Linked DNA regions of Homo sapiens: region 2 is linked to region 1. A link is a loop called in an ENCODE intact Hi-C map of the cell type or tissue named here. Cell type or tissue: PC-3. All regions are shown on one strand. Each heading gives the region's core, and the rest is flanking DNA. Links, peaks and the distances in the headings are about the cores only. Region 1 has its middle 47 kb from the start of LINC02325. Region 2 has its middle 140 kb from the start of LINC02304.

What was found. Peaks named below come from ENCODE experiments on the same cell type or tissue, not always from the same donor. Only the 100,000 strongest peaks of a DNase experiment are listed, where the experiment ranks them.
Region 2: it touches region 1 in a loop (2.8-fold over the local background); 4 of 110 quality-filtered maps call a loop at or near these places.

The regions. Positions count from the first base shown.
Region 1 is chr14:97,403,332-97,419,363 of GRCh38, forward strand. No RefSeq gene overlaps it. Among named protein-coding and RNA genes, the nearest start is that of LINC02325, 47 kb to the right of the region's middle. RefSeq lists enhancers at 1-763, 8,576-9,097. In PC-3, for the core only: CTCF peaks have their summits at 7,503 and 11,219; no DNase peak of the experiment used is centred there; H3K27ac peaks cover 1,068 bases; H3K27me3 peaks cover 7,712 bases.
Region 2 is chr14:97,289,953-97,305,984 of GRCh38, forward strand. No RefSeq gene overlaps it. Among named protein-coding and RNA genes, the nearest start is that of LINC02304, 140 kb to the left of the region's middle. In PC-3, for the core only: CTCF peaks have their summits at 8,578, 8,777 and 9,898 (motif pointing right); no DNase peak of the experiment used is centred there; H3K27me3 peaks cover 7,914 bases.

The sequences.
Region 1 (16,032 bases), core at 3,586-11,585:
AAGAAAAAGATAGAAATATCTTCTAAGACTCATGCAAGCCTCGCTATGTTTTTATGAGTGGGAGAGGCAGGGCTAAAGCGTGATGAACAGTAGTGTTTTAAATTAACTTCTGAACTTTATATGAGCTGTAATGATCTGTTTATCTGTCTTCACCAGCCTCATAATGGCCAACTAGAGGGTCAAGACTTGAGCCTTTAACATCCCATTATGCATCTCAGAAAGACTTCTGCCCGGGTCATTATTGCTTAATTGTACCTTCTTCTTCTTTGAGTGACTTTATTAGGCCATAAGAGAAGCCTTAAGTAGCTCGTTGGTGATAGAGAGTCCCGCCCGTGCGACCGCTCCTGCCCTGATATTTACCGTGATGGGCAGGAACCGAGGATGTCTCCTGGCCGAGAGAAGCCAGTGGAGTCTAAATCCCTTTTGCAATTTGGTAGAAAAACTTGCTTTTGTGTTGTCTTGTTGGTTTTCAGCATGGCCATTTCTAGTGCCCTCTTTTAGGTTTTCCAGCTCCCATGAGATCTTCCTAAGTTTTTTCTATATATCCATTGCTTTCCTGGGTGGCGGGATGGTGTCTGGAACAAGGTCTGAATGGGTGATGTACATCATCACACCTGTCTGTGCCTCAGTTTCTCTACCTATAAAAGCAGGATAGTGACCCCTAATTTTTCTTTTCTGTAGGCCCTTCAGATGACTAAAAGAAATCACTGGTGGGAAAATGCTTTGCAAACCGTGGAATAAGACCTTGTGGGTTAAATTTTGATGAAGGTAAAAACAGCGTTGCCTCTTTTCTGTCGTCTGTGTGTTTATCCTCCCCTCCCCCAATAGTGGATGACAGTTCTGCCTTTTTCTACTTTCCTGGCACCTTTACCTTACAGCTTGCATGTCCAGCTCTTCCAGGTTGATTGCACCCCATTGATTACCCCATCGCATGTTTGACTGTCCTTCCCCATTGGACCCAGTGGTCCCCGAGGGCAAGGTTTGAGCCTCCCTCACCCCTGAATCCTCAGGGCCTGGCAGGGGCCTGGAGTTCACGATGTGCATGTTTCTGTGGTCACAGAGCAACCCACATGCTTTTGCGTATTTGATGTGGGGGAGCGAGATCAGGGAGATCTGGTCACCCTGGGGGCACCCACTCTGTGCAAGGCCCTTGGCTGGGTGGCTTACATCATTGTCCCCTTGTAAGTGATTTCTTTCATTTTGCAGAGGAGGAGACTATGCCTGAGGATGATGAAGCACCTTTTCCAGGGGTGAGCACCTCTGCGGCTCTCTTCTGAGCAACACCTTCATAGAGACAACTGCCTTCCAGCCTCCCCTGTGAGCATTTCTCACAGCCCCTAGAGATCATCCTGTCCAAAAGTGAGCAGGTGGTCTGTGCTGCCCATTACCTCCAACTTTTCCTGCCACCTTAAATGGGATCTCCATCCACCTGCATTTGTGGCAGGTTCTCCACCTTTGGTCCCCATTACAGGTGCACGAGTCCATCCACTTCTCACTGCCTGCCCAGAGGCCACCGTCAGTCACCTGAGCTCCAGATCTCTTTGCTTCCTCTCTTGCCACTCACTAATCTCTTACTCATACTGCAGTGATGTCTTCAGAGTATGCATCAGGTGAAGTCCCTTCCTTTCCCAAATAAAACTATTTGTAGGAGAGAAACCTACAGATTGCTCTCCCTGATATGTCTCCCATTCTAGCCTCCTCCCATGTCATCCTTCAACCTGTTAGCCAGCCTCGCTGGTCCTCTCTCCCTTCTCTGAAGGTGCCTTGTTTCTTTACAAATTGTGCTGTCCTTTGGCTGGGCACAGTGGCTCACACCAGTAATCCCAGCACTTTGGGAGGCTGAGGCAGGCAGATCACCTGAGGTCAGGAGTTTGAGACCAGCCTGGCCAACATGGTGAAACCCTGTCTCTACTAAAAATATAAAAATTAGCCGAGTGTGGTGGTCTGCACCTGTAGTCCCAGCTACTTGGGAGGCTGAGGCACAAGAATCACTTGAACCCGGGAGGTGGAGGTTGCAATGAGCCGAGATTGCACCACTGCACTCCAGCTTGGGTGATAGAGTGAGACTCTGTCTAAAAAAAAAAAAAAAAAAAATTGTCCTCTTCCCTGTTGCAGCTCTCCTGGCTCTTCAGGGTGATTTCTCCAGCAGCAATATTGGAATTATTAACAGGAAAGACTTTTTAAGCGTGATGCAAAATCCAGAAGCTCAAAAAGTAGATTGATGGATTTTTCTTTCTATAAATTTGTAACTCCTGTCTTGCAACCTATGTGATATATGTCAGACTAGTTTCTTTCATATGTAAAGAGCTTCTACAAATTGTTAATATTGCAAAACAATCCAATGGAAAAATACTGAAAGAACTTTAGTAGACAATTGGCAAAAAGGAAACAAATTACTATTTAAAATAGATTCTCAATTTGTTTGTAATAAGGAAAATGCAAATGGCAATGGGGGAATGGAAAAATGGACTTTGTAGATGTGGTATGTGTGAGTGGTCAGTTAGTGCATCGGCTTTGCAAAACGAATTGGGGGTTTGTGTCAAACTTGACATGATTCATACTCTTTAACCTGGCAGTTCCACTTTAGCACTTTAGCTTTTTGAGGTACTTACAGAAATTCACAAAAATGTGATTTTTGTGGCTTTGTTAGGATAGTGATTAATTGGAAATGATTTAACTTACATTTGTAGATTAAATAAAATGTCAAATATTCTTACAATGCAATGCCATGCAGCCACTAAAAGAAAGAAGCAGATGTATATATCTGCTGTCATGAAATGATCTCTAAGATGCATCTTTAATTAAAAAAAGAAAAGTACAGGCCAGGCACGGTGGCTCACGCCTATAATCCCAGTACTTTGGGAGGAAGAGGCGGGTGGATCACCTGAGGTCAGGAGTTGGAGACCAGCCTGGACAACATGGCGAAACCCCGTTTCTACTAAAAATATAAACATTAGCAGGGTGTGGTGGCACATGTCTGTAAACTCGGGAGGCTGAGGCAGGAGAATCGCTTGAGCCCAGGAGGCAGAGGTTGCAGTGAGCCGAGATCATGCCACTGCACTCCAGCCTGGGCAACAGAGAGCGACTCCGTCTCAAAAAAAAAAAATGTACAGAACAGTGTGCTCAATGTATTACCACTTATTAATGGGAAATGCTATTGCTTTTTGAAGGGAAAATGGTAGTGATAGGGTGCACTTCACTTTTGTACTGCCGACTTTTCTTTTAAACAATATATGTGATTTACCTGTTTAAACAAAAAAATTGGTATTAATTTTACAATAATATATTGAATGATGTAAATCTACATTTTGTATATATGTAGATGTATTTCTATAACTACATAAAATAATTTATCATTATATTATACACTGTACCTATAATAGGACATAACTGTGGCATGCTATGTTACAGGCTATGGTTATAGTATGACGTAGAGCTGTGGCTAATGTTATATACCATAGCCTAGTCATGACATATTGTAGGTACATATATATTAGTAATAACATAAATATATAAAAATAGTTATGCAAATATTTACATTTATATTCTGAACAGATAAAAACTGGAAGAAAATATAATGAAAAGTTAATTTTGGTTTCTCTGGGTGGTGAAACTATAAGTAGTTTTTTAAAACTTTTTTGTATATATATGTTTTAAAATTTGCATTGTAATTATTTGTGTATATGTGAGTATATATATGTGTATGTATGTATGTGTGTGTACACATATAATCAGCATAGATTATGTAGGCTGTTTAGTTTTCATGTGTAGTTTTCTTATTTCTGCCTGTTTTAAAAAAACTAATAATATAATTATACATAATTACATAAATATTCTGTTACATTTCTATCTGCCAAAGCAATTTCATATTAATTATTTCCTCTGGGTGCCCCATTGATCTGGAGATAGGCAGAATGTACATTAACACTACCATTTTACAGATGAGTAAACCGAGGTTCTGTCCAGTTCAATGGAAGGGTATGAGTCAGAGCCAGGGACTGTTGGCCAACTTGGTTTTAGGTTGATGATGGACTGGGTTCCAGGGAGCAGTAAGGGCTCTGGAGATCTGGAGACTGCCAGCCTCTCATTCCACATGTGCCCTGTTGCAAGGCCCTCGAAGCAACGCTGCCATTTCCAGGAGTACTGGGAGGAAGATAAAGGGATGTCCACAGTGGGCACATTAAGGATCTCTTGCTTTTTTCTTCTCTCCACTGCATTAATGTAGTTTTTAAAAATCATCATCATAGATCGGAAAATACATGAACGTATTGCATGTGAGTGTAATGAAAAACTGGAGAACACGCCAGTCTTTTTTTTTTTTTTTAATCTTTGTTGCATAGTTTTTTATCTTCTTTTTGTAAACAGAAAAAAAAAAAGCCTCGAGTCTCTGAAACAGCTTCCCATTCGACCTATGCAGGTCACATTTACATGTAGTTCTTAAACTGGTGGTTGAGCCTGCGTTTTGGCATTTACCCTTCCCAAATGCCTTGAGGAGGGAGCTTCATCTTTAGCCTCAGATCACGTCACTCTCGTGCTCAAAGCCGTCCGCTGGTTTGCATCTCACTGGGTGTAAAAGCCGAAGTCCTTGCCATGACCTTCGAGCTCCTGAGTGATCTCCCCCACCTCTGCCTCCCTCTGATTTGATCATTCTGCTCCAAACACATGTCCCCCCTGCTCTTCCTGAACACACCGAGCAGGCTCTGCCCCAGGCTTTGAACTTGCTTTTCCCTCTACTTGGATCTCTTTTCCCCTAGAGAGACAGGTGGCTTCTTCCCTTGCTGCTTTTTATCCTTACAGAAACCTCCCCTACCGTACGAGTGCTTTCTTAACCTCCATGTGCGTCATACTAACACATCACGCCACCCTGGGACTCCACAGGACTCCACATTTCCTTTAATGATTTATTTTTTCCCATAATGTGTATCCCCATGTGGCATGCTGTATATTATCTCCCGCCCCACCAATGGCTGGACTGGAAACCTCACGAGGACAGGGATGGTATCTTTTTTGCTCATTGCCAGCATGCAGGACCGTACAGAGGATGGAGGTAGTCAGTGATGCAAAACTGATTTTAAATTGTTTGGTGCTGTGCCAGAAGGAGTGATTATTCTCACTATGCGGCTTCCTCTGACCTCTGAACTCCTGCTGGAATGATCTGGACCGCTCAGTTTGGCATTTTAATTATATACTGTCTCATGTTACAACTTAAAGTGTTCTAATTTTACGTATTTGCTTATACGGTAAACATGTATTCAGCTTCACCTATGTATACCAAGCACCTCAGAAACCTGAAATCATTCCTTAAGACCAAAGAACAGATAACAGGCTGATAGCATGCTGATTTTGTTTTTTTATCTTCCACTTCCTACCTAGGACAGTGCAAGTAAAGAGTCAGCCCTCAAGAAAACAGAACAAAAAAGCAAGTCACTGGGCTGTGCACATTTAGTAAGCTCCACTGGTACCAAATGCTTGTAGGTTAATGAATTAGGAACATCAGTTTTCTTGGTGCAAATATGCTCCCAGCTTAGTTAAGAGGTTCTTCAGTTTGAATTTGTTTGGATGAAAACAAGATGGTTCCAAATTTCTGTGTAAATCTGAAACCAGACAAGTTTCACACAGTTGCACATTTCAAAAAAAAAAAAAAAAAAAAAGTTCTGCTCCCGTTTGGTAAGTATTCTGTGTATCTGAAAGGAGAAAAAAAAAAAAAAAACCTTGTAGTTTCCAATTGCAAAATGAGTCTTTATTTCCTCTCCAAAACCCTTTATGTGCCGTGAGTTGGTGAGTGTAAACCGGCTTCCTGGTGTGTGTGTGCAGCCCTGGGATGCCACAAGTCACATTTGTGACATGTCGGCTCTGGGAAATGCTGTGGAACCTGTCAGAACAATCCGTTCCACATAAATACAAAATGCTCTTTCTCACCCATGTCACCACGAACCTTTATTCAGGGCTTAAAACCCAGCTAGGCCTATATGAACAGCGTATGTTCGGAGCTTTTCCTACACACACAAACACGCACACACATACACACACATCTTTATCTTTCTGTCATTCTCTGCATTAACTACATTCTTAAAACCTGGAGGTATGCCAATCTTTTTTTTTTTTCAAAGAGGAAAAAAAATCAAAAGTTTTTGGTAATTGAAATTCATGACAAATTACAGACAGTTTTTTTCTTTCTTTTTTAGAACACCGTGTTCTTAGAAAAGTGTCTTCTTACTGAAATGAAAAAGCGTGGAAGCCGTGTGCGCCCGTGGACGTGGTTTTGTGACTCATGGCTGCCCTGGGCTGACAAGGACCAGTGTTTGATCTCTAAATCACGGGAAGACGAGTGTTGGATGTCAGGTGGTGGTGTGGTATCAGAGAAAATCGGTGGTCTTTTTGTTTTGCACCTGTGTTCTTTTGCTGTCGGCAAGGTGGGCCCAGGTAAAGCCAGCGTAGGTGAGCAAGGGGTCGCTGATTTTAATTGAGTAGTTATTCCAGTAACACCATCTATTCTGTTCACAGCCAAATGGGGTGGCCCCCTCCAATTTATCCCTCAGGCAGATTTCAAGAAAACGCTGTAGTCCAATATAATCGATGATTTCATATCCGAGAAAAGGTTTTTGTGTTTTTATTTTGTTCCAGTGTTTGCTTTAGGACTGATACTACCATTGCTTTTAATAAACTCCTTTGATACATTTTCTCCCCAGAAGAGACTTTTTTTGTTGTTGTTTTCAAGGTCACACAAAGAATATAACTTTGGTTTATTAATGGAAACCTTCTAGCTACTGGTTAATTCATTACTGCACAGTACAATTTTAAAAGTCACCAACAATGTGGTTCTTTGTCTTTAATTTCTTTGGATGTGTGGTTGTGTGTGTGCGTATGTCAGCACCTTTTTACCTTAAAGAGATACGCGAATCCCCATGAATTATTATACTTTCACTTGTTTTTGTGCCCACTTAAATTTATAGGTAAATATGTGTAAATTTGGGAAAAATATACTTTTTCCACTGTTCGAATTTCTTTCCTCAGAACTTTCCTAAGACTATAAAACTACAGCAGAGATGCTGGGGGCGCTGGGATCTGGGTGAGAGAATTGAGGCATGCACCTTGGGTGCAAAATTTAATGGAGTGCCAAAAAGGCAGTAATTAAGAAAAATGATAATTGGATGCAATGTTTAAAAAAATAAAATGAATGCACCAAAATTCACAATGAACAAAAAATTCAGATTTTAAATAAAGGCAGGATCTGATCCTGTCCACTGATTTTTAGAAGAGTGAGATGTATGTGCAGGCTTCTGATATCTCAAAGACAATTTTGGGAAACATCTTGCACAGAATCTATCATCACGGATTTTTATTTTAGGAGAAGATGTTACCTATCACCACGAGGGTAAGTTTTGACAACCGAATTTCTCCCCCTTTGCTCTTGCGGTTACTCCACAGACATTTGAGCATTCCGCGACAAAACTGTTTTCCAGTCCTGGACAAATACTTTTTATTTCTGAAAGCATCTCGCAGGGGGAGCTAGGGAGTAACACACTGCTCAAAGACGCTCTTTATAAAGGGACTTTCTGTGTCGTTTCTGGATTTTGATAGCAACTTTTGAGTAGGGCCGAGCAGCCTTTGCAGGAATGGGTGGATGGCGGCTAAGGTCATTGTCAAGGACTTGGGATCAATTAGTATGCAGATCAGAGCCAAGGAGTTCAAAGGTATTGTTCCAATTCAATCACATTAGCCAGGGCAGAGATGAACAAACAGCACGACCTTAATCACCAAGCCTTACCCATTCACTGGGTGTGTGTGTGTGTGTGAGAGAGAGAGAGAGAGACACACTAAGATCTGGCCAACCATGTGAAGATATGAGAAAGCTGACCCCCAAGCCTTATTATTTATAAAATATAATATGTACATTTCCTTCCGTGTATATTTGAGGGAGAACTTAATTGAAGGTGAACAAACTGGCTCTGTATTTCAATGCATGCCTTCACACATACACAGACACATTAAATGCCTTGCAAAAAACCAAAATCTCACTAGTATAATGCCAAGGTAAGTTCTTTTCCCTCTTACTTGCAGACAAGCCTATTCAAAATGTGCACAATTCTTTCAAGTCCCCCAAGTGAGAGGACGTGAAATTCCACATTCTAAAATACAGTATCTGCAGTCTAAATATACCTTTCAACTGTGTGGTTAGAGCTAACATGGAGATAAATGAGGAAATTTTGAATTTTTAAAACATCACAGGAAGAAGGATTTTTTCCCCCTTCTCTCTCTTCTCAAAGGAAAACCCAATTATTTTCCTGATTTGCCGATGTGATGCATTGGAATGTGGGCAAACCAGTGGCCGCTACTCATTGCCTGTGTCCTTAAAACATACAGCACGGAAGAGTAGGGACACAGATGCATAGTGTAAATACGCGGGTTCCATCTATAATTATATCTACAGCACACATGAGATACTTTTATGGTTTGGGTGGAAATGAGGAACGACAAGGGGATTAGCCTTTGACAAAATGTGACATTTAAGCAGGTTCACCTGGTTCTGGAACCCTTTGCCCTCCGAGTCGCTGTTTATCTGCGTTCACATGTAAGTTTGCTGCATCAATCTGGATAAACATTTGCTAAACCCAACAATGACTTCTATTGGAGTGGATTACCCCGGGAAGCTGTAGGCTGCACTGGGGGAGAATTCCGCCTCGGTATCTTCATTTCCATCTAAAATCAAACATGATCCGGTAACTAAGGTTTTCCGAATCCAGTCTCTGCCCCCACCTCCGGCCCTGGGAAGACAGTTAATCATAGCTGGCGAAGATGAAAGACGCGCAGGGAAACGCAACTCTAGCAGGCAAAGCTGCACCCCAGGGGGTCATGAATGCTGGGGGAGGAACCATGATTCCTTGATGCAATAACATATTGAGACACTTTCGGCTTTACACTCGCTATCAAGTAAATATAGGATATCTCACCCATGAAGGGTGATTATTGCTCCTGAAAGGAGGAAACGACTTATTAAGGTCTTGTTCAGGAGCAAAAGAAAGATAAGAATCATTATTAATAGAGAGAAACAATCTGGGATTTTCCCTATAAAAATGTATTTCCCCTTAAGACTATTTTGGCAGTGGGGTTATTATTATTATCATTATTATTCATATTGGTCTGAAATTGACTGTGCTTTCAAAGCAGTCCTAATAAGTAGAGGTTTCAAAAGATAACTTTTCCCATTGCATCTCCCGTCACATATTGTTAGTAGCGCTTTTATCTGTAATGCAAATAAAGACATTTTAAAATGTAAATCTGTTACCCAGTCCCATAAAAATATTCATTCACTGTTTGGTATTTTATTTGAAAATATTAAGCCACTAAAACAAAACAAAACAAAACACACGATCCTTAAAACCAAACGTTTACCCAATTATTCACAGAGGCATCATTTCTCCTTTGATCCTACTATTGTGATGTTTTCCCTGAATTTTGGTTCAAGACAGACATTTTCCTCTTCTTTTTTCTTTCCCCTAAACAAGGTCATAGATTTTTTTCCCCCTAAATGAAGACCAGAGCCCCCAGTGCAGGATTAAGTAAGTCCTTACAGTGTTATAAAAGTGAGTGCTTCTTTCCTATAATAAAAGGTGTTTAAAAGGTTCGCTACAGCTTTAAACAGAATTACAATTTACTTCTTTCAAGTGTCCAGGCCATAAATTCTTCTCAATTCCCTCTCTCTCTCCTTGTCGGAATTAATGAGATCAGATCTGATCAGGGCGCTGATGTGTTCAGCGCCAAATCACACAACAGCGCGCGCACCGTAATGGAATTTGCATCTAATGCATACATAAATCAAACATCTTTCTGGACATTTTCATATGCATAATGTCATTTCATCCAGTTCTCTCTGTGCAGAGGGGGAGATTTTTCTCTCTGAGAGAATGACTTTCTTTAATGCTTTCATTTTATTTTCGCTGACTGCAGTCCGGGAGAATGCGCTCGGTCGGAGAATCTTTCGGGGCGCGGTTGACAGTTCTTTTTCCAAGAGGGGTCCTTCACATTTATCATGCCTCTTCCTCGGGGGCTTTGTTATGCAAATGTGGCTGAAATTGATAATTCCAAAGTGCTTCATTTCGGCTCCTCGGCGGTTGGAGATGGTAGATAAAAAGAAACTGACAAGACACACTGATTGCCCTCAATGCATGTAACTCTCTTGCTAACAAGGCTGGATATTGTTAAAAATTCCTATTGTTATGAGGGTGGCGCTCCCATTATGCAGGCCTTGCAAATTTCTGATTTGAATATTAACCCTTTAATCACCCCACCCCACAGACCCCTCCAAAAAAAAAACAAAAAAAACACACAATTGCCATCAAATGGCTTCAGAACCCCAAACATCAAATTATTCTTCTATTATAGTGAACAGCTGGGGTACACTGAAAACACTTCATTAATCATTTGTTCCCAAGGTAAACTTTACATTTATTTTCAAATACAAAGAAAAGGGGTTATCTTAAGCAAAGGGGAGCCTCCCCCCAAGTTCTAAGTAAAGATGTTGGAACGGCATCGCCCTGAGTTTGCACAAAGGGCTGGAAATTGATAATTGAGAACAACAGTTTGTAAAAGGAACCTGGCCTCTCCCCCGGCCCCTGCTCCTCGTCGGCAAATGGAAAGATCAGTATTTTCACTTGGCCATGCTTCCGCTTTTCCGTTCAGACTAAAGAAGGCCTCAGGGAGGGGATATGTGTCTGCCGTCACCAGAGTTAAGTTTATTTTACCTGTTTGACCAGACGAAGGGAAAAAAAAATCTCCCAGCGTCCTTCTCTTAGTAGAGAGGGGATGCAGAAATCTGAATACCATTTCCAGGGAAGAATTACAAATTGAGGCAGCTCTGGGCATTAGCATACCAATTAGGTGCTGGCAGCAAACTGGGATTCTAAGGAGGTGCTGCGGGCCTTGGGCTGCGGCTGCTACGGGGTCAAAACACCAGGAGCTCAGAAGAACGTGGTTATTTCTGCTCAAAATCAAGGCCTGGTCCTTCCAAATACCAAGACCAGAATCTGGACTGGAAGGCCTCCTGTTTCTAAACATACACATGCACAATTACAATTTCCCAGAAAGTGATCAGACCCATTCATAGCGTCTCTGAATGAAAAACAGAAACTTAACAGGAATTCGCCTGTCAGCTAATTAGAATTTAGCGACTAGAATTTCTTAGCAGCTTTCCCATGGTGGCTGCATCTCCAGAAATGTCCACCAGGTAATTGGCCTCGCTGTTAAACCTTGGAACCACTTAGAATTATGTTTTCTTTTGAAAATGTTGCTAGGTTAGGGAAAGAAAACCTGCAGGTTGGTGAATTATGCTTAATGTTTTTTTCTCTCAAATGAAGCTCCTGAGCTTGGAAAAGAAAGCATCACGGGGCTTAGAGGCTAGAATTGCCTTGATGGTGTGCTGTGCCCGACGCCCATCAGAGGCTGCATCAAAGGGCTTCACCTTCTCAGTTCTGCAGCCGCGCAGAGCAGTACCTGCCAAATTATGGCAAATAAAAGAGGCGCCAGATCCAACAGACCTCTCTTACCTGCTGCACTAAAGAGGTGGTGCTCTGTCTGGCTGTTTGTGAAGTGCTGCCTTCCGTCCACACGCTTGGGGCTGTCGTCCAGACACACGTGGAAACACATGCAGAGGGGCACACAGATAGGGTCACTGCAAACGTTCTCAGGGATGACAAAGCCACTCACAGACCCTCTGCACACATGACCCAGGTGACTGCCGAAGAGACCTGGTCTCTCTCCTTGGCAGCCTTCACGTGCATGTCAGTCCAGGTACGAAGGCAAATTACACCACTCTAAAAGATTTTTAAAAAATGCATTGGTTTGTGTAGAAGCAGATTTTGATAAATGGTGAAGTTAGGGGATCATTCTCATATTTATAGTGGCCATTGGGCCCACGAACTTGTCTCCTGTCTTCATTATATGTTTTTGATATTTACGCTAGCTGCTAATCTCAGGAGCTCGGCCACATTTTCATAATTAAGATTGCAGCCCACACTCCCTAAACTTAGTGTGAGTCATTAAATCAGCAGGTTATAGTCAAAGTTGCAGTCAAAACAATGCTTATTCATTAATATCTGTTATGCTAATCAGCACCAATAAATGTGAAGGTAGCTAAGCGCTTACTCCTCCCCTGAAGAATCAACTAGCTTTTAGAAGCTTACACTTTCCTAGGAAAAGAGAAGCCTTATCTTTAGTTCACAAGAAGCTTTTAGGATGCAAGATTTAAAGATGTGTCTCTATGTATTTAATGTCTATTTTATTTTCAATTACACTTTGCGGTGAATCTGAATACCTAACGTTATCTATAGATTGCATGATATCGCTGGGCACTTGAAAGTGAGTTTTTCTGAGTCTATTTGATTTGTGAGTATTTTTTTTTCATCTGCTGGCAGAATGGTGCTCCCCACTCTCCACCCCAGGTTCTTCTTAAAAGGAAAACTTGGTAGTTTGTTCCCATCCGTGCACTGACTAATGCTCAGCAGGCACCGGGTGGTAATGACCTAGGGAAGGGGGTGTAGGCACAGGCTAGGATGTGGGCATCCTGGGTCTTCACAGCCTCTGCCAGGATGAGGGGCCTGGGATGCTGCTTTGTGTGCACAGAGGAAAGGTGTAGGAATGCCCGTGCTCGCTGGCATTTAATTTACCAGTTGCCTCTGTGCTGGGGCTTTGGCAGATTCTGCTGGAATCTGAAAGACAGGCTGTCATACCGAGGGCCTGCTGCCGACTCTGAAATTGAGAAACTTGGCAGATATGCAAACAGTAACTGGGTTTGAGTTGTTTTGATTACAAGTTAAACAGAGAGTCATTGGCAGGGCCAACGTATATCTGCCGAGGTTCTCACTCTCTCTCTCTCTTCTCCCCTTTCTTTCTCTTCTTTCATTTTCTTTCTTCCTCTTGGCCAAGTGCGTGAAAGTAGCTGGTAATTTCTGCAGAATCCAGTAACACCTTGGCTTTGCAGAGCTGGGATATTGTGAGAGAAGGAGAAAGGGTCAGTCTCTCTCCCTTTGGACTTACTTTATGTTGTGTTGGAAATGAGGCTGGCCATATAAAATTTAGCCCTGAATTCCAAGCCTTCAACACATTCAAAATTTCCCCTCTGGGTGGTTTACAAGGACAGAGCCCCATTATTCTTTCTAAATTTTGCATTATTTAGAGATGTATGGAAAAACATGCATGAAGAAAACATTTGAGAAAGCCTTTTAAAAATAAGTCATGCTTCCAATATTTGCCCAGAGAGAAATAGAAAGAGAGAAGATCTGCTTTCGCTGTGCTGTTTCTCTTTGGTTTGATCCAGGTTTGGGCCCTCAGCACGTGTCTACCTAGTCGCACCCTGCATGTTTGGGACAGTGAGCATTTACTCTTACCGGAGTAAAGTCAAGTCTTGCCTCCCTGGTGACCATGTGTAGGGGAAAAACGAAATAAAGAAAAGAAAAGTAAGAAATCTCAACTGGTATCACACAGGTGAATTAAAGGCAGCTGGCCTTTTAACCACATTTCCCCATTGTCAAAGGCCTCTTTCCATTTCAGCCAGGGGTTTGCACAATGCTCCATTCTGGACTGAGCTGCTCTTGCAATTTTAAGGTGAAATTTGTCAGTTTTGGAAAGAGGGCAAGGACAACATCTAACTGTCACTGCCATTGTCTTAAGCTGGCTGGCTGGAGGCAGATTTCCAAGAGGCTGTTTCACGTGGCAAAAAACACATTCGATTTATAGAAATGAGACTCTTTTCTTTCCCCCACAAGTAGAAAGCTGAAACTCTGAACACCCTGACAGAGTTCTTGGAAAGAGCCCAAATATATCAAATCAGACTTAAAAAAAAATCCACCAATTTGACCACAAAAATACTTTATTGAAAAATGTAAAAAAAAAAAAAAAAAAAGGCCAGGAAAACACACCACCTCACTGGGCTCAATAATGTGTCCCTAAAGAAACTGAGTTCTGAAAGGGCCTCATTTGGACAAAGTTAATTACTGCACAATAATTGCATTTTAAATTCAGTTTCTTTCTAGAAGCAGTGAATTTTAAAGCTCATGATTAGGGAAAAAAGTAAGTTCCTCTACCTACAACTTGTTAATTGCCTTTGTCAAAAACTGATGTCCCAAGACTTCCTCTCCCCTTGAAGAAATAGAACTTCTGAGTTGGTGGCAACACAGTCTCTGCAGACAGGGCTGAGTTTGCAGCTTCTGCTCTGAAGAGCTCAGCACTGCACATGCCCACCAGGCCAGGTGGACTCCCAGCATCATGCTAGAGCCCCGTTCATGTGCCGCATGGACTGGGGGCAGAAAGGCAAAGGACAATCACTTTAGTTGAGCATCTCCTCTTAGTCACTCTTTTCTACATGAACTCTGGTTTCATTCTCCTCGGAACTCTGTGCATTGATACTCCCGTGTTTGTGGGTTTTATAAAACTATTTTTATTGTGGTAAAACATGTAGCATACAATTTGCCATCTTAACCATTTTTAAGTGTACAACTTGGTGTTATTAAGTAAATTTATAATGTTGTGTAACTATCAACGGTACCTATCTCCAGAATTTTTCATCAGCGCAAACAGAAATTGTACATCTCATTAAGCAGTAACTCCCTAGTCTCCTTTCCTTGCAGCCTCTGGTGGCCTCTGGTCTCTCTGTCTCTGTGAGTTTGCCTGTACTTCATGGTGAGTGGAATCACACAGCTCTGTTCTTTGGGTCTGGCTTATTTTACTTAGCATAATGTTTTCGAGTTTCAACCACGTCACTGCCTATGTCAGAATTCCGCTTGTTCTCGTGGCTGAGTAATATTCCGTTGCGTGGTAGACCACATTTTATCTGTCCACCAGCTGATGGACACTTGAACTGTGCCTATCTTTTGGCTACTGTGCTGCTATGAACACTGGTGTACAAGTGTCCGCTTGGGTCCCTGTTTTCAGCTCTTTAGGGTCTATTCAGAGGAGTGGAATTTCTGGGTCCTGTGTTTAACTTTTTGAGGAATGTGAGATTATATTTACAGAAAAGGGCACAGGGGCACAGAAAAGTTTAATAACTGGTCTATTCTGTATAAGTAGCCAGTTGCAGAACTAAGATGTTGAGCCAGAGTGTGAATTCAGTATCTGTTTTCCATCCTACTTGCTTCCCAAAGTTAAAACCTTCATTCCTGACCCTCGAGAGGACACTTGTCAGCTGTAAGGTGAAAAGCTGACCCTTGAACCTGCTGTCTTGTGACAGCTGCATCAATGGTCTACAAATTCCCCTCCTCCATTTAGGCAAACTGTGGGGCCTCCTTGAACCTCCAGTTATCTGCAACAAGGGTAAGAGGATGTCCTGCTGATATGGTGGCATGTATATATTATATACAGACTGAGTGACACGCACTGAGTTTTAAATAAGTAGTATGCGGCCGGGCGCGGTGGCTCACGCCTGTAATCCCAGCACTTTGGGAGGCTGAGGCAGGCGGATCACGGGGTCAGGAGATGGAGACCACCCTGGCTAACACGGTGAAACCCCGTCTCTACTAAAAATACAAAAAATTAGCCGGGGTGGTGGCGGGCGCCTGTAGTCCCAGCTACTCGGGAGGCTGAGGAAGGAGAATGGCGTGAACCCGGGAGGCGGAGCTTGCAGTGAGCCGATATCGCGCCACTGCACTCCAGCCTGGGCGACAGAGCGAGACTCCGTCTCAATAAATAAATAAATAAATAAATTAATTAATTAATTAATTAATTAAAAAAATAGAAAAAATAAAAAATAAATAAGGGGAAAGACCAAATTGACATCATTTATTGTTGGTTAGGGGAGTGGAAGGGGCGTATGAATACTGGTAAACTAAAATGACTGGGGACTGGGCGCGGTGGCTCACGCCTGTAATCCCAACACTTTGGGAGGTCAAAGTGGCATATCCCCTGAGGTCAGGAGTTCAAGACCAGCCTGACCAACATGGCGAAACCCTGTCCCTACTAAAAACACAAAAATTAGCTGGGCGAGGTGGCGTGCGCCTGTAGTCCCAGCTACTCAGGAGTCTCAGGCAGGAGAATCTCTTGAAC
Region 2 (16,032 bases), core at 5,184-13,183, 110 kb before region 1:
TGGGGTCCCTGATAACAAAGAACTCAGACTGTGAGGGAGCTGAACCACATGCCCTTGTAAGATAATGTGCAATTGGAAGCAGGCAGTGTCTTAAGAGAGGAATCTGGAAGAGGATTCTCTGGAGTTGGGATGGGGGTGTCTTTCAGGTCATGGTGTCAGAGAAGCTTCCTGGGTGGCATGACATTAGAGTTAGTCCTTGAAGGAAGGTGAAATTATACAGAACAGAGTGGGAGGAAAGGACAGCGTGGGCAGAGGAAACATCAGTGGTCAAGGTGTCAGACAAGGGGGAGTCCCTGTCCTAGCTTCCTCATTCACCAGCTCTCTCACTTTGGATGAATTACTCGATTTATCTAATCTCCTGGAGATTAGAGAAGTTCACACATGGTGCCGACCTTGACTCTGTACTAGAATCAAAGCAATATAAACTGGGTGTGGTGGCTCATGCCTGTAATCCCAATACATCGGGAAGCTGAGGTGGGAGGATTGCTTGAACCCAGGAGTTTGAGGCTGCAGTGAACTATGATGGAGCTATTGCACTCCAGCCTGGGGGTCACAGAGTGAGACCCTGTCTCTCTAAGAAAAAAAAGCAATATACAGATTTTATGCACCACCCCATGCAAGGAGGAGATGTCTTGCAAATCACATACTAATGGGAAAAGTGACTTTTGCAATGTGTAACAAAATATCAAATTTACTTTCTATATAAAGAGCTGGGAGAAATCAAGAAGAAAAAAGGACCCCTAATATTCTGTAACAATAATCAGAAACGTGTAAATGCAATCTGCAGCCAGGGCCAGTTTTCCAGGAATGTGACCTGACAGTCACACAGGACTCTGTGCTTAGAAAGGTCCTGGGCTTGGTTTAACGCTTTGCTGTGACCATCTTGAAATTCTTAATGACTTTTGAACAAGGGGTGTCTACACTTTCATTTGATTTGAGCCCTGCATGTTATGTAGCTAGTTCTGTCTGCAGTGAAGACACACAGAGAGACAACGTGTATATATCAAGGAATCTCAACTTCATTGTTAAGCGAGGGGATAATAATTGAATTTAGACTGCTAATTTATATGTATCAAATTGGTTAAACGATGTCACTGCAGACAAGGGTGTCAATGAGACACACCCAAGTTAGAAACTTCTGGTGGATTCTAAGTTGTCTCAGCATCCTGATCCACTCTCTACTTACTCATGGGCTTAGTTGAAGGCTTCCTATTCCTCTGGGCTGCACCTTCTAAAACCACATCCTCATATGCTCTGACCACTGGAAAAGCCCTTTCATTTTCTACCCACATCCTCATGTTTCTGGACTATTCTTCCCACAGAGGCTATACCCCTGACTCCCTTCCTGCAGCCAGGCTATAGCTTTACTCGCTCCCTCAACCAGCCTCATAACTTGGGACCCTAACTCTGAGCCAAGATTCTGGGTCCCTGACATACTTAAGACCTCAAAATCAGGTCTGTCATTTACAATAAGAGACTATCTCCACCACCTTTGAGATTTGAAGCTTTGCACAAATGTATGAGGTTTGGACTCTTTCAGCTGCAACTGACAGAAAATAAACGCAAAATAGTTTAAGGAGGAAAAAAAGAGAAAATTTATTGGCAATAGAAAAACTCCCAATATGTCAATTAGCCATCAGACACACACACACACTCTCTCTTACACACAAACATATATATACACACATATGCACACACACATTACACACATATGCAAACACAGATACATACATATGCAGCCATAAACACATACATGTAAATGTGGATATTCATTGCAAGATTGTTTCTGGTATGAACAGGTTAAATATCCAACAGCAAGGGATATTTCCAATTAATTGCTGAATATCCTTATCATCAAATACAATACTTATTAAACATCAAGTTTTCAGAGGGTGATAATAGTTAATAATAATGATGAGGGCTAATGTTCTAACATTTATTGAGCACCTGTTATATGTCAGGCACTGTTCTAAGTACTTTGCTCAAAATAACTCCTTCAGCTTAGGATTTTTAAGAATATGTAAGGATGTGACAAAAGGCTTACACTGTATTGCTTAGTGGAAAAAAACAACAACAACAACAGAATTAACAGAATTGTTTTTACACAGAGATTTCAGGTTTGTCATATGTATTTCTTATATCTGTTATATATTATATATATACAGAAAAAATAAACCAACATATTTATTCTATTAGGGGGATTATATCTGGGTGTTTAGATTGCAGGATATTTTGATTTTTTCTTTATTTTATTCTATATTTTACAAATTATCTGTCATGTATATAAAGTATATTATTTTTATGATTATTAGAAAGCTAAGCATTGTTGGCATGGAAGTAGGATGAAGAGTTACTTGGCTTGTTTTGGGATAACTTAAAAGAAAAGAGAAATAAAATTGAATCCATGGCTTGTAACTAAAACATAGAGGGTCCAGAATGTCCGAGAACATTCTATTTTATTTGAAAAGCAATAGGGAACCATTGAATGTTTGTGAGAGAGGTAGTGACAAATGCAGATTTAAAAGATCCTAAAGCCGACAGCATTGAGAATGCAGTCAAATCAAAAATGGGAGTCAAGAGGGCCTGACAAAGGGACAGAGGCCTTAAGTTTAGTAATAGTAGGGAGAGTAGGGGGGCCTGGCGGTGCACATGATATGAGGAAATGGCATCCACAGGATCTGGCAGCTAGTTAAATGATGGAATTCAGAGAACAGTCTTGTTACGCAGGCAGTGCGTCTCCAACCACGCGGGAACGATTCTCAGCGCGGCTGCTTTAAAAAAAAAAAAGAAAAAAGAAAAAGAAAAAGAAGAAGAAGAAAAGAAAAAAGCAAGCAGGAGGCCAGGATGCTCTACGGGGTTCACGCAGATGCAGGGTGGAATGGAGGCAGAAGGAGAAGCCTCAAGAGGGAGAGGAAGGCATGCAACTGATGGAGGGTTTTGTTATCTTTTTCCTCTTTTTTTGTCTGCTGCCCACAGAGACTTCACAAAGCATCTTAGACTTTACATATTCCAAGTTCCAGTTTGGTTTTCTGTGGATGCCCACTGTAGACTCTTCAAAAGTTCTTCCATTAATACCACGTCTTGAAATCTGCTACGAGTGTTTAGTCCATGCGGGCAGCTCAGTATTATTCTCAGCTTTGGGATATGGAACAGCAGTCACGTTTTCACCCAAAGGAGGGTGATCACAATTTTGTGTTTGGGAATTTGGAAAGGAGGAAAAAAAAATGACTTTCTTCTCAGATGAGTGTTTTTGCAAACAACGAAGCAAACTTCACTCAATTATAAAAATGTAAAAATGCTTCACCCTTGACAGCAGAGGCTCAAGCAAGCCACAACTCTCCCAGCTTTAAAAGGAGAGTCGTCCCTGCCCTGTCACTAACATGCAGTTTTGGGTTAGTTGCTTCACTATCCTGGGGCTTGTTTTTGTGACCTATAGAATAAGACAACAGGAGAGTCTCCCCTCTGAATGGTTGAGAGGATTAAACCAGCCACCACTTGCAAAAGGCACAAAACTTACCTACACATCGTAAGCATTGAACAAATGCTAGTTCTTTCTGTGTTTGCTGTCATAACCATTATCATTTTTCCCAGCCTAATTTTTGCCTTCATCTACAAAGCCTTCTCTGAACACTCTGATTCACAGATATCTTTCTTCATGCTGAACGGTTATCACACTATTAAGTGTGACTATTAAGTGTCACTATTAAGTGACAAATCCCACCTATTTGGATTTGTCATCCACTCTTAATCAATTTGTAATTAATGCACTTGAAGTCCTTGTCCAGATGACACTGAAAAGAGCACACAGCCTTTGCAAACCCAAGTGGGCTTTCTGGATCGCACTGCCTGGTCCTTGGACTGAGTGCATCATTTACATTCTCCAAATTCCAGTTGCTTCAATATGTGAAGAAGCCTCCCTCAAATAGCAGCACTGAGAGGATTAAATAAACTCAGGCTTCTTCAGCACCTGGCATGATGCCCTGACACAAAGAAAGGACTCACTAAATGTTTATTGAATTTTAAAATAATTATGATTGATGGCCACTAGTATCATCATTTTGAATATTATCCCTGAAAGCCCTAAACTCAAACTCTTCTTGGCACTGCAGATTCTGATAATTTATCCTTTCTATTAAAACTCCTAGCTGGGAGCAGAGACAGTGAGGTCGCCCTCATGTCCTTTCTGTATGGGGGTTTTGGGGGTCTCCATGTTCTTTCCAAATGTCTGTCAATTAATCTGCCTCTTCAAGTGCAGGGGAATGGGGTCCCAAGCCCTGCATGGCACCCAGCCTTTCTATCCCTGTGACCTTGAGCAAATAAGACCCTCTCTCTGGGATGGGATATTTACCCTTCTTTAAAAAAAAATCCTTTTGAAAGGATGTTATGAAAATTACAAACAGATTAGCACAGAAAATTGCTTTATAAACTCTAAAGCACTGTGCCAAAGAGATGCTTGTTTTTATTCTGTATAGAGACAGAACTATTTTACTTTATACGTGTCGGTGTGGGATTAGGGGCCATGAATATTTTTACACCTTTTCCATATAATTGTTTTTGTAAATGCACATTTTTGTTGTAGCATATACTAGAGGAACGATTTATTAGTAAATTCTGATGTGATTTAATGAATTCATTCATCTATTCAGTAAACATTGAGAGAGCTTCTGTATATTCAGGGCACCCTGTTCAGTGCTGATGAGACAGACATAAATAAGACAAGTTTCCCCACCCTTAAGAATTACAACGTTTCATTTGATAAGTTAAAAAAAAAAGTCTTTTGTTGGTTCCAGTTTCGACACATTAGATTGCACCACTTTTTGTTTTTATTAAGATAAGGTGACCACCTGGGTTACTTCCTTACCTTGGCTGTGAATAACAAAGTCTGTCATGTCCCTCTTGTTCAGAAACATCCCATCATAGCATGGCTTCATTCCACACTTTTACGTGATGCCGTATTTGTGAACAGAACCTCCCCCAATAGTTATTCATGTAATTCTATTAATATGATCTCAATCACCATATGGCGGTGTGATAGCAATTATATTGTTGTAACCAGCCGACTTAGGAGAAAGGAGGCCATCTTCCCAGCCAAAGACTGCACCCTCATTATAAAGATCCCCCAAATAATGGCTTCTCAACTGCCTCCTCCGTGAGATTTAGTTTTCCCAATTATTTAATCAGGATATTCTTGATGGTACTCAAAAGACTAAGTGTTAAAAAGAGGTTGGAATATTAATTTTTCTTTTTTCTATGTGAAATGAACAATGTTTGCAGTGTCGGCCTGTGCCTTGATAAATGCAAGGCTTGTACGGCATTTTTCGTTGTTGTTGTTAATTAGGGTGGCATGTGCACAGCTCAATCTCTGTGGAAACAAAACATAAAGCTTCGCTTAAACCAATGCAAAGCACATATATTTATTTTTGAGCTCCAAACACAAGTAGTTTGTCTCAGTTATAAACTCCTGACAGTGGTGTAAAAACGTGTAACACGGCACACTGCATTCCTCTCTAGGACTCTGTGTGAAAGAACTTCCTTTTTTCCCCCCAAAGAATTACATTCGGCACCACATGTCAAAACACAATTGTAATTGTGTAGCACAATATTTCATAAACCTGAAAATGTTTTAAAAACCCATTGTATTTCCGAAGCTTCCAAAGTCATTTTCTGGGTTAGCGTTTTTTCTGTACTAAGCCTGCCTTTTTTTCCCCTTTCTTTCTGATTTCCATATTCCTCAATAATTATTAAGCATTCTTATCTCCCAGGCAGGCATCTCTGATGTAGACGCTGGTGATAGTAGCAGTGGCTGTAATTCTTGTGAATTACTACGTTTAAAAATCTTGTGTTAAAACATGTTACTAAGCTTCCTGAAGTCAGCAGATGGCCTCAAGAAAGGCTCGTTTTAATTTTTCAAGTACATAAGTATAATAATCCACACTAATATATGCACATAACAATAAAGTGTGCTTGTTGAGCAATTATATTCACAGTTTCACATGTGTACCTGTAAGGATGGGCTCATCAATGTATAAATAGACATGCATGGACACAATACTCACATGATCGAAATAGGTGATCAAAATGGTTATATGTCAAAAATAATAAGAATAATAATAATTAAGAGCAACGCTAGAAAAAAAGCTGAGGAATGGAATAAACATCTCATTCACCAGAATGGAAAAGTTTGTGAAAGCCATTTAATGGAACTCAATATCAAAACATTTTAACTTTTTCAAAGTTTTTAACATTAAACAATTAGGATGAAACGCAATTAGGCAGCACATTGTAGAGGATGGTCACTTTTTGCATGTCATGTGGCTTTAAAAACAAGTCAGATAAATGATGATGCCATTAAAACTGAACTAATTAAAGAAAGCTTCTTTTAAGAACTCATTAACTGCAACCTCATTTGCATAATGATGCATATTAATTAAGTTTTAATGAATCTGAATTTGCACCAAGCCTATTCATGTTGGCTTTGAAACAAATTGAACAAATTAGTTAAAAGCTTTTTGGAATCTACTTTTCACACCAAACAGGATATGAATGCAATCTTCTCTACAAAAAAGAAATATTTTTCCTTTAATTTAATTCAAAGGTATGCAGGCCCATCTATTAATTATTTTTAAATGCAATAATTTTCACCTTTTCTTTGGAAAATCAACAATATTACTTATTCCTGAATGGGAAATATTAGAAATGTAAGTTGTGGGGGAAAATCATTACGGCCAATTTATTGGCAGTAAGTTGGAGATATTTGACTTTAGGGTACATTTAGTTTATTTAATAGTGGGAATAAAAATAGAGGAGGTAATTTCTGGGCATTCTGAATGAATATCTTCAATGCAGCAACTAAAATGTGATGTCTAAAGGTGGCATGTCTCATTTTTTTGGGACATAGGAGGCAGCGTTATATTATTGGTGTCACATTCATTTCTAAATCTGATTCTACTCCATCATAAATCTCCTAAGTAGCATGGAAAAAATTAAACATTTACAGAACATGTGTTCTTTTCCTCTGAATTTGTGCAAATCCTAATTTTTTTATACACAAGAAGCAGAATTCAATTTTAACAAGTTCGTGTTCGGCTCATAATAAAAACAAGAATTACAGCAGCAACACTATTGATTTGCTCATACTCCATTGTGTCTTCATCAAGAATGAAGAGATTTATGTAATTACTGCACCATCTTTTGTTGTTTGAAAGCACTTTTTTTGTAAGTCAGCATATACAAAGGATGGAAACGCTTTTATTGTTGAGATTACAAGATCATTTCTCCCCCTTGTTGAAACGCTTTCTCCAATAGGTGTTTTGGTGAGGTCGACAATTAAGATGATGTTGTATTCTGGAAATGCACATTTAAAAAATGTATTTACAGGTATTCCTTTGCAGCATTTTTTAAAACCCATTCATCCCTTCACCTTTCTCTCTTTTTTATACCTCCTCGGCTGTTTCAGTTTCCAGAGAAGCGATTGTCGGCACCAGGGCAAAGCCCGAGCAAATTCCCCGCAGCAAAGTACCGTGAATGCTTTTCAGATGTAGCGGGACAAAATAGCAACACTCTAGATTATTCTCTCTTAATTACTTACTTTGCTCTTGTTGGAATTTACTTGTGCTTGGGTCAGTGATCACTTTTGACTCTGTTAGAGAAAAATAAAATTAAAATCAGCTCTTTGGCTGCCCCACTTTCTCCTTGAGCTGGTCTAGCTTGCATTCTATTTAAATTACCTGCTCTGCAAAGGGTCTTCTTGGAGTAAATGCTTTTCCACTTTGGAAGCAAAGTCCAACGGCATTGTAAAATACTGTGAGCTCCCTCATCACTTTCCTGAGCCAGGTATTTGTAGAAGCCATCCCAGACTTTTTTTTTTTTTTTTTTTTTCTACAAGAAAGAGGAATTGCCGTTTATCAAAACAGGAAGCAGAAGCAATTCTAACGTGCAAAACAATTTAAAAAATATATTAATTCACAAATCATGTTTGGGGTGATTTTAAAATGAACTGCTCTCCCATTCCCCCTTTTTATTAGCATAATCCTGCGTGTCTCTTCCTGCGATATAGTTACTGTTACCACGCTGGGCTACAATGTACCCTGTGATGGGAGGTTCGACATAAGACGAAAGTCAGGAAGGGCAGCCTGGTGGGAGTCAGCCCTGAGCTGGGAACCGTTTGCTGTGTGATCCATTATGCTTTGAACGAAATATTGTTTCTGTATTTCCTCCTCTCATTTCTATTTTACTTTTTGAGCATGTTTGTCATTGGGAAAGCCAGGGAAGCTGTGGAATGTTTTAAATACCATCTGATGTTCACAGAGAGAAATCTGCTGCTTCCAGATCACCCCCAGAGGAAGGGAATCTCTTTTCCCGAGTTTTAGGATTCTGGGTGTGCCAGGGAACAGGAGCACCACCATGGGAACCTATAATTAAAATAATAATAATAATAATAATAATAATAATAATAATAATAATGAAGGCCATTGGAATCTTCCATGATGGTCTGTATTTAGGTAGGCAGATGTAATTCCGGATAGCAGAGCTGGAGTGGGTGTCTGTACCGCCCCCTAGCTGCAGGACTCGGGGCAGGGGCAAGAGGGAGAACGAGGACGCTCCGGCTTGTGTTCCCAGCCCTGGAGATGATTTTCATCTTTAATTTTTAAAGACTCAAAACAAAACTAAATAAGGCAGGGAAAAGGTTTCCAGTTGCAGCGACTCTCCCTACCCCCTCCAAATGGCACCTCAGCAAACCCATTTCCTTTCAAAAGTCTTTAGTAAGGTAGCATTAAAAAAAATAAAAAGTGTAAATTTTGCGTGGAGAATTGGCTTCTTTGGGGGAAATTTTGACAGAAAGCGTCTTCCTTGGGGGAGGTCAGGAGTCATTGGTATTAAACTAGACAAGCTGGTAGCGGAGTGTTAATGGCCACCGCAAGCAGATGTTCTGTAATTAGGGGAGATGTGAATGACAAGGCGGGAGAGGTACGGAACACGGGCGGGCTGGCACAAAGCAGCTGCCGCTACCGCTTCCCTGTCATGGATGTACACAAGTCAGACCAGCCCCCGTGAGGCTGCCGGCGCGGTGACAATTAGAAAAAAATTGTATTTGATTAAAATAAGTAATATATCATACAATGCAATTTCTTCCCCCTAAGAGAGAGGAAGACTGGCCCAGGTTCCACCTGCCAAAAGTAGACCAGTGTCCCACCAAATTTCAGAAATGAGGAGGTTCTGCTGGAACTGACATTTTTGTCTTTTTTTGTTATTATTATTTTCTTAGCTGATATTGAGCTTTTTTAAGAGGAGGGATGGAGTCTCTTCATTCTCTCCCTTAATCTTCACATTCAAGCAGTCTACATACAAAGCCTGTCTCTTCTATCTCCTAAATATCCTCTAAGTTCTCCCTTCTCTCTCCATCCCCATTGCCTGAGCCTCATCTTTTCTTCTAGAATATTCCACAGCCTCCTTCTCCTGGTTTTCCTGTCGCCAAGGAGCCTTCTTCACTCCGATCCTCCTCTCTAAGGATCTGGGAGCCCCTTCTCCAGACAGCGCCAGAACCTTCTCATACCACTGAATTATTCTCTGGGCCCTAACACCTAGCACCTTGCCAGCCACATAGGAAGCCCTCAGGAAACGTGTTCGTGCGAGTAAGTGACAGACCCAATGCAAAATGCATCACCAACATAGACTGAGGCGTTTCTCCTTTGCCGGGTACCATGATAACGAAGAGTTTGTGCCCCTTTATACTAAAACTGAATTGTAAAATCAAAACATGTTCTTTGCTTACATAAACTGTGTTTTAGTGGCAGTGAAAGAAGGAGCAAAATCAGTTTTCTAAAGGGTTGTTTGGTACCTGTGCTGTTTAGCCATTTGGTGGGAGCAGCACAAAGATGTGGTGAAGCCTGTTGACCTCCTTCCACCAGAAGGAGGCAGCCTGGCCTGGTGGAAAGAACTCTGGGCTTAAATTCAGAGGCTCCGGGGTGAGTCTCTGCAGACCTCAACTTCCCTGAGCCTCAATATATTTTTTCCATGAAATGGGGATAATAACACTAAACTCTCAAGGTTGTCAAGAGTCTGAAAACAGATCACAAGTGCTTTATTATGACCGAGTTGGCTTCATTTCATCAAATGAGCTCATGGGCTTTGCAGACTGTGAAGCATTATGCAGGAATTATTAAATTCCTCTGTGTCCTGGAAATCCAATAGGACTTGCTTATCCCATGTTCTTAATGTAAGGGAAGGAAACAAGGAGAGAAAACCTAATTAACTTTGACTGAGTACCTCTCCTGCCTTTCGTTCTCATTTTTCTCACTACTTGGTGTAGGTCTCCTGATCTCCTTTTACATGTGTGCAAACTAAGGCTCAGAGAGGTTGAGCAAGTCACTCAGGGCCACCCAGTCGGTCAGTGGGGCTGGGATGTGGGTCCTAGGCTGCCTGATAGCAAAACCAGCACTCTCTGCGATGTGAAGCTGCTGAGGGAGCCTCGGTGGGATGTCATCCTGTCCCTGTCCTTTGGGTGAGGGGCTGAGATGTCACTGCCTGTCCTCAGAGATGGAAAGAAAGCATCCCTGGGAACCATTTCTAAGCAGAGCGCCAGTGAGAAGCATGGCCCCTATTCTATGCTGTCTTTGTCTCCTTTCCTGCCTCTGTGGGATCCTCCAGGTCTCCCACCTTAGTCTCTTGACTTCTCCCCAGACCCTCTTCTCACCACTCGCTTCCTCTTTATTTCTCTCTCCATCTCTCTCCCTTGATTTCTAATTTCCAAGCCCGCGAGCTATTACAGAAAGCATAATGACGGTTACACTTGTCTATAGCAATATTGCTGTCTAGCTTATTGCTTTGTAAAGTACTTCGGGAGCCTTGAAAATGAAAGGTGTTATGTAAAATGAAAATCGATTCTAATTCTAAATAAACATCATTGCTTCAAGTTTCCCTTGGATAGCATTGTTTCTTGCTCAGGAAAGACAATGGCTCAGAATTTCCTCCTAATGTTTAAAAGATGTATTTGGGCATGCCAGTGTCTTGGGGCTTGTCACGACAGGGCAAGGTCTGAATCATATCTCAATATATCCTTACAATTGTATTTAATTGCACCTGGTAAAATGTGTCTTTGTTCATTATTTATGAAGGGAAATTATTTTTGTCCATAGGAAAGATTGATACCACTTTTAGCTTATGTTCAGGTGATTAGCGATTAAGTACAATTTATTTCCCTGATATATGTCTCTATCAGCAACGACCATTCAGAAATGGGGAAAGAAACATTCTCTCAGCAGAAAAACAATCTCCACTTTAGGAAGCTGTTTCCTCCTCCTTCGCTGGTAGAGCAATTTACAAGGACATGCGAGCCACAAAAATGGAAGTTTGAATCATTTCTGTGCAGAAAGCTCATCATCCCAAATCAGAAATGTCATAAAAGTTAAAATGCCATAAGAGTGTGTTCCCCAAGAAAGAAATAATTTTCTTTTCATTGAGAACACACTGGAGGACATAATATACTTCTTGAAATTCAAATTTTCATAGCAAATGCGATTTATCCCTCCCTTGCATGGTTCATCTTTCTTTAAGAAAAAGCAACTGAATATTATCCCTATTTTATATTTTTCCGCAAAATTATCTTCCAAGTGCTTGTTTCCTTAAAAACATGCATACGGGATGGGGAAAAGGAACAATTTCATCCTTGGGAAAGTACATAGGAAACTTCCAGCACTGGGAAGTACCAACGAGTTGGCTTGAATTTGCTGTGATAACTCAATCATAAGTCCATTTGCATCCACAGAAAGACCCAGGATGCCTGTGGGACTCATGGCCTCAATTCATTTTTTTTCCCTCTTTCAATTTTATGTCTGGTTAAGTAATCTGAAGTGTCTGCCAGTAGTTCAGGCCCTGCAAATGCTCTGAATATAAAAAGCTGAATAAAGGTGTCAGTGTTTGAATATGAATGTATTGCTAATACCTGTGCCCCTCTATCAAATAGGCTTTCTCATATACAGACCCAAAATATTATTATTTTTTCCTCCTTAAAAAGCTCTCCTTGTCCAATCAGTCATGTTTGAGCCTGTTAACTGGGTGACAAAATTGCTGGAGATTGATAGACTGTCATTGGATGTGTGGAAGGAACTTACAGTGGTGTAGACATGGCCCTGGATTTGGAGTGAAAGGCAGGGGGAGTAGCACGTTGGGGACAGGCGCTATTAGCACACAAAGCCAGCAGAGGCCACGTAGAGCTCTTACAGCAAGTCAAAGCCTCCCTGAGCCTCAATTTTCTTATCTTTAAAATGAGAGAGGTGACTCTCCCTGGAAGGGCTGAGTGGGAATACAGAAAATATATAGAAAGAAGAGCCTATGGTATGCAGGATTGACAACATTGATGACAGCATATGATATGGGCAGAGTCTGAGCCCAGCAGTATTTCCTGGAACTTCCCAACAGACCCTCAGGGCACATGTGTGATACCTAGTTGTCCTCCACGTGTTGACTCCCTCCTGTGTCAGAGCTTTTACCCCTGTTGTTCCCCTGAACTGGCATTTCTCCCAAGTGGCAGAGGCCACTCTTTGATTCTCCTTTCTTAGTAACAGGCTGTCAATTTTTACCTGGGCACATTGCCCTCCAGAGTACAAAGCAACATGTTACAGCCTTTCTTGCAATATATATGGCCAATGATATTTGAGGAGACACATAGAAAAGCCATGTAAAGGCCACTGGCTCAAGCTCAGAGGGAATGAGCTCCCCTGATTCTCTTCTCTGTGGGCCTGGAACTCTTCTATGATGGCTGGAGTTCCAGCATCCATGTGGACCATAAGGTGACATTATATGAAGATGGCAGTAGAAACAGCTAGTAGCCAATGATCTAGTGGTTGGCTTACAGCTGGATTTCTCATATATGAAAGAATGTACTTTTGCATGTTTAAGTCACTATGGCAAGGAATTTGTTTCTGGTAGCTGAACACAATCTTTTCTGTTTGTTTTTGTTTGTTTGTTTTGTTTTGTTTTGTTTTTGAGACGGAGTTTCACTCTGTCACCAGGCTGGAGTGCAGTGGTGTGATCTCAGCTCACTGCAACCTCCATCTCCCAGGTTCAAGTGATTCTCCTGCCTCAGCCTCCTGAGTAGCTGGGACTACAGGCGCGCACCACCATGCCCAGGTAATTTTTGTGTTTTTAGTAGAGACAAGTTTTCACCATGTTGGCCAGGATACTCTCTATCTTTTGATCTTGTGATCTGCCCGCCTCAGTCTCCCAAAGGGCTGGGATTACAGGCATAAGCCACCAGGCCTGGCTGCTGAACACAATCTTAAGTAGTATTTCTTCCATATCCAAGTTATTTAAAGCCTGTTTCAAGTCCTTTCTTTTTCATGAAGTCCTCCCAGGTGACTCTAGAACCACTGTGATCTACATCTCCGAATTCTCACAATACTGGAATACGGTCTATGACTTTATTCTTCTCTCATTGCCTAGGTTTCTTATTCCTGGGCTCCCAGTGAAATATCAAGATCTTCAGGGACAGAGGCCCTGTCTTAAAACTCATTTTATCACCCATAGTATTTAAGAATGTTGAGAACCAAACAATTTCTCTATGATGAAAGAAAATGTATTGAGAACTTGAAATATGCCTATATGTTACCTCATACTATCCCACTGCCCCCAATATCTAGTTGAGAAAACTGAGGCTTAGAGACTTACGACATGGCCAAAGCCACATAGCTTCTAAGTGGCAAAGTAGGATTCTATTCCAGGCTTACTGAAGTCCAAGCACCACACCATCGCCTGTATACACATGGAGTGACTTAAAAGAAAATCACACTTGTTTCTATTTTGTTCCTGGTTATGATTTTTACAAGTTTATTGCAGAAATTTTAGAAAAATACATAATAATATGAAGAAAACAAATTAAAATCATCTTATGATATTCCACCATCTAAACATCACTGTTAACATATTACTTTTTTTCCTCCAGTATATGTAACCTGTGAATCAGATAGTAAATATTCCTTCCCAAGTAGTTACTGTTGCAATCATATTTTATATAATAATAGCTAGCAGTTATAAATTACTATCTGTCAGATACTATTCTATATGCTTTATGAAAATTACTTCACACAGTTCTTACAATAACTCTAGGAGATAGATTCTATTATCTCCCCTACTTTCAGATGAGAAAACTTAGGTGAAGAGAGGGAGAATAATTTGCTCGAGTTCACAATAGCAAATAAATAACAGAGTCAAGAAACACATGCCACAAGCAGGGACTGGGCTCTGGAATCCACACTTCTGAGGACTAAACTATACAAATTCTTCAGTACTACATGTTGCATCTCCTTTTTTTAAACATAAATCTTAAGATCGGCTTCACAGTCTACCATAAATATGTGCCATACTTTTCCTGGCCATTCCTTCTGGTTGGACATAGAGGGTGTTTCCATTGTGTCACTATTATTAAAAATGATCACCTTTGTACATAGGTATCATTGTCTGAATGTCAAATTATTTCCTTGGGAAAGATCTTAAGGAATAAAATTATGAAGTAAACAGTCTGCATATTGTTTATCATTATCCCAACATTGAAATATCTGGAAGCATAGAATCACAAAACACAATTTGAAAGAGATCTTCCAGGTCATCTAGTTTCACCCGCTCATTACAAGTGTGGAAGCTAAGGTTCAGGGTGAGCAAGGGACTTGCCCAAAGTCACACATGAATTCTGACACCGAAGTACTTTCCTTCCTACTTGACATTCTTTCCAAGACTGTACCTTTTGTTCCTATAATAGCTGACTTTGCAATCAACCCTATGTCTCTTTCTATAAAAGGACCTTCTTTCATAAAACAAATAGTGATAGAGTGTCGATCACATTGCTGTCACTGTGCTAGGCACAAATTCACATGTGAATTCTCATCTTCTACTTCCTAGGGCAGTAGGGAGAGCTAAGATGTCAAAATGTCAAGAGTAGACATTGAGGCCTTTCCCCCTTGCCTTGGCCCTGGTTGTGACCACTGCAACACCATTCTTTCTACTACTTGGGCTTGACTGCCATCTCCATGACCTCTTCCTCTGATACGCTCCTCTGCCCAGTCTTCTCACCCCAGATCCCAACATCAGGACTTCTCTCTTATTACTGTTAATGTAAACTTTACTTCCTTTTTATTGTATTAAAGCAATGCAAGTTCATTGTGAAAACAGAAATACTTACCACTTACCGGATGCTAACTGAAGGGCTGGAAGCCATGAAATCCTAGAGAAAGAAAGAGGACTAAAACAAAGCCCCTTCCCTCAAGGAGCTCCAATCAATGAGGAAGCCAAAAATAAAGACATTTACAGTGTAATGTCACAAATGCTATTAGAGGTCTGCACAGGATCCTAAGAAAATAGAGAACAGGGACACTGAACACAGACAGGGGGAGTCAGAAAGTCTTCTTTCTTCCATTTCTAATATTTTTTCATTTATAAATGTATCAATATATCTACTCTTCCATCCAATAATAGTTTATTGAACATTTATTGGGTACTAGGTATTATCCTGGAAATACAGTTGCAGAACTTGGGCTGAAGCCCACGTTTTCTGTCACCAGGTCCCATGGTATTTGTTCTTGCTGTTGTACGGTGCTGTTATAATCCTTTAAAACAAAACAAGGAAACTGAATGGGTTTTGGTATTGCATCCACCCAGGTGGAGTAAAGTCAGTAACTCAGCATGATGAAAGCACACACCAGGCTCATTAATCAAATACTCTGGTTAATAGAGAGTTCTCATATATGCCATGCATGAATTACCAGTTTTCAAAGAATTATAATACAACAAAATATACTGGAACCATACAGCTCATAATTGAATCTGCTTTCGATGTGACAGAAGTCACCTGAAGGGCTGTGTTTAAGAGCCATCAACTTTGGAATGTCATACGTGCATAAGGCAAGCCAGTGCAAAATTAACAGCTCTTGGCTCTTACTAACCTGCTGTTTTTGAAAATAGAAAACTCAAACCCACTAAAAAACAAGAATAGGTATACCTTAACCAAATCTGCCATATAAAAAGGGAGGGAAAAATATACCT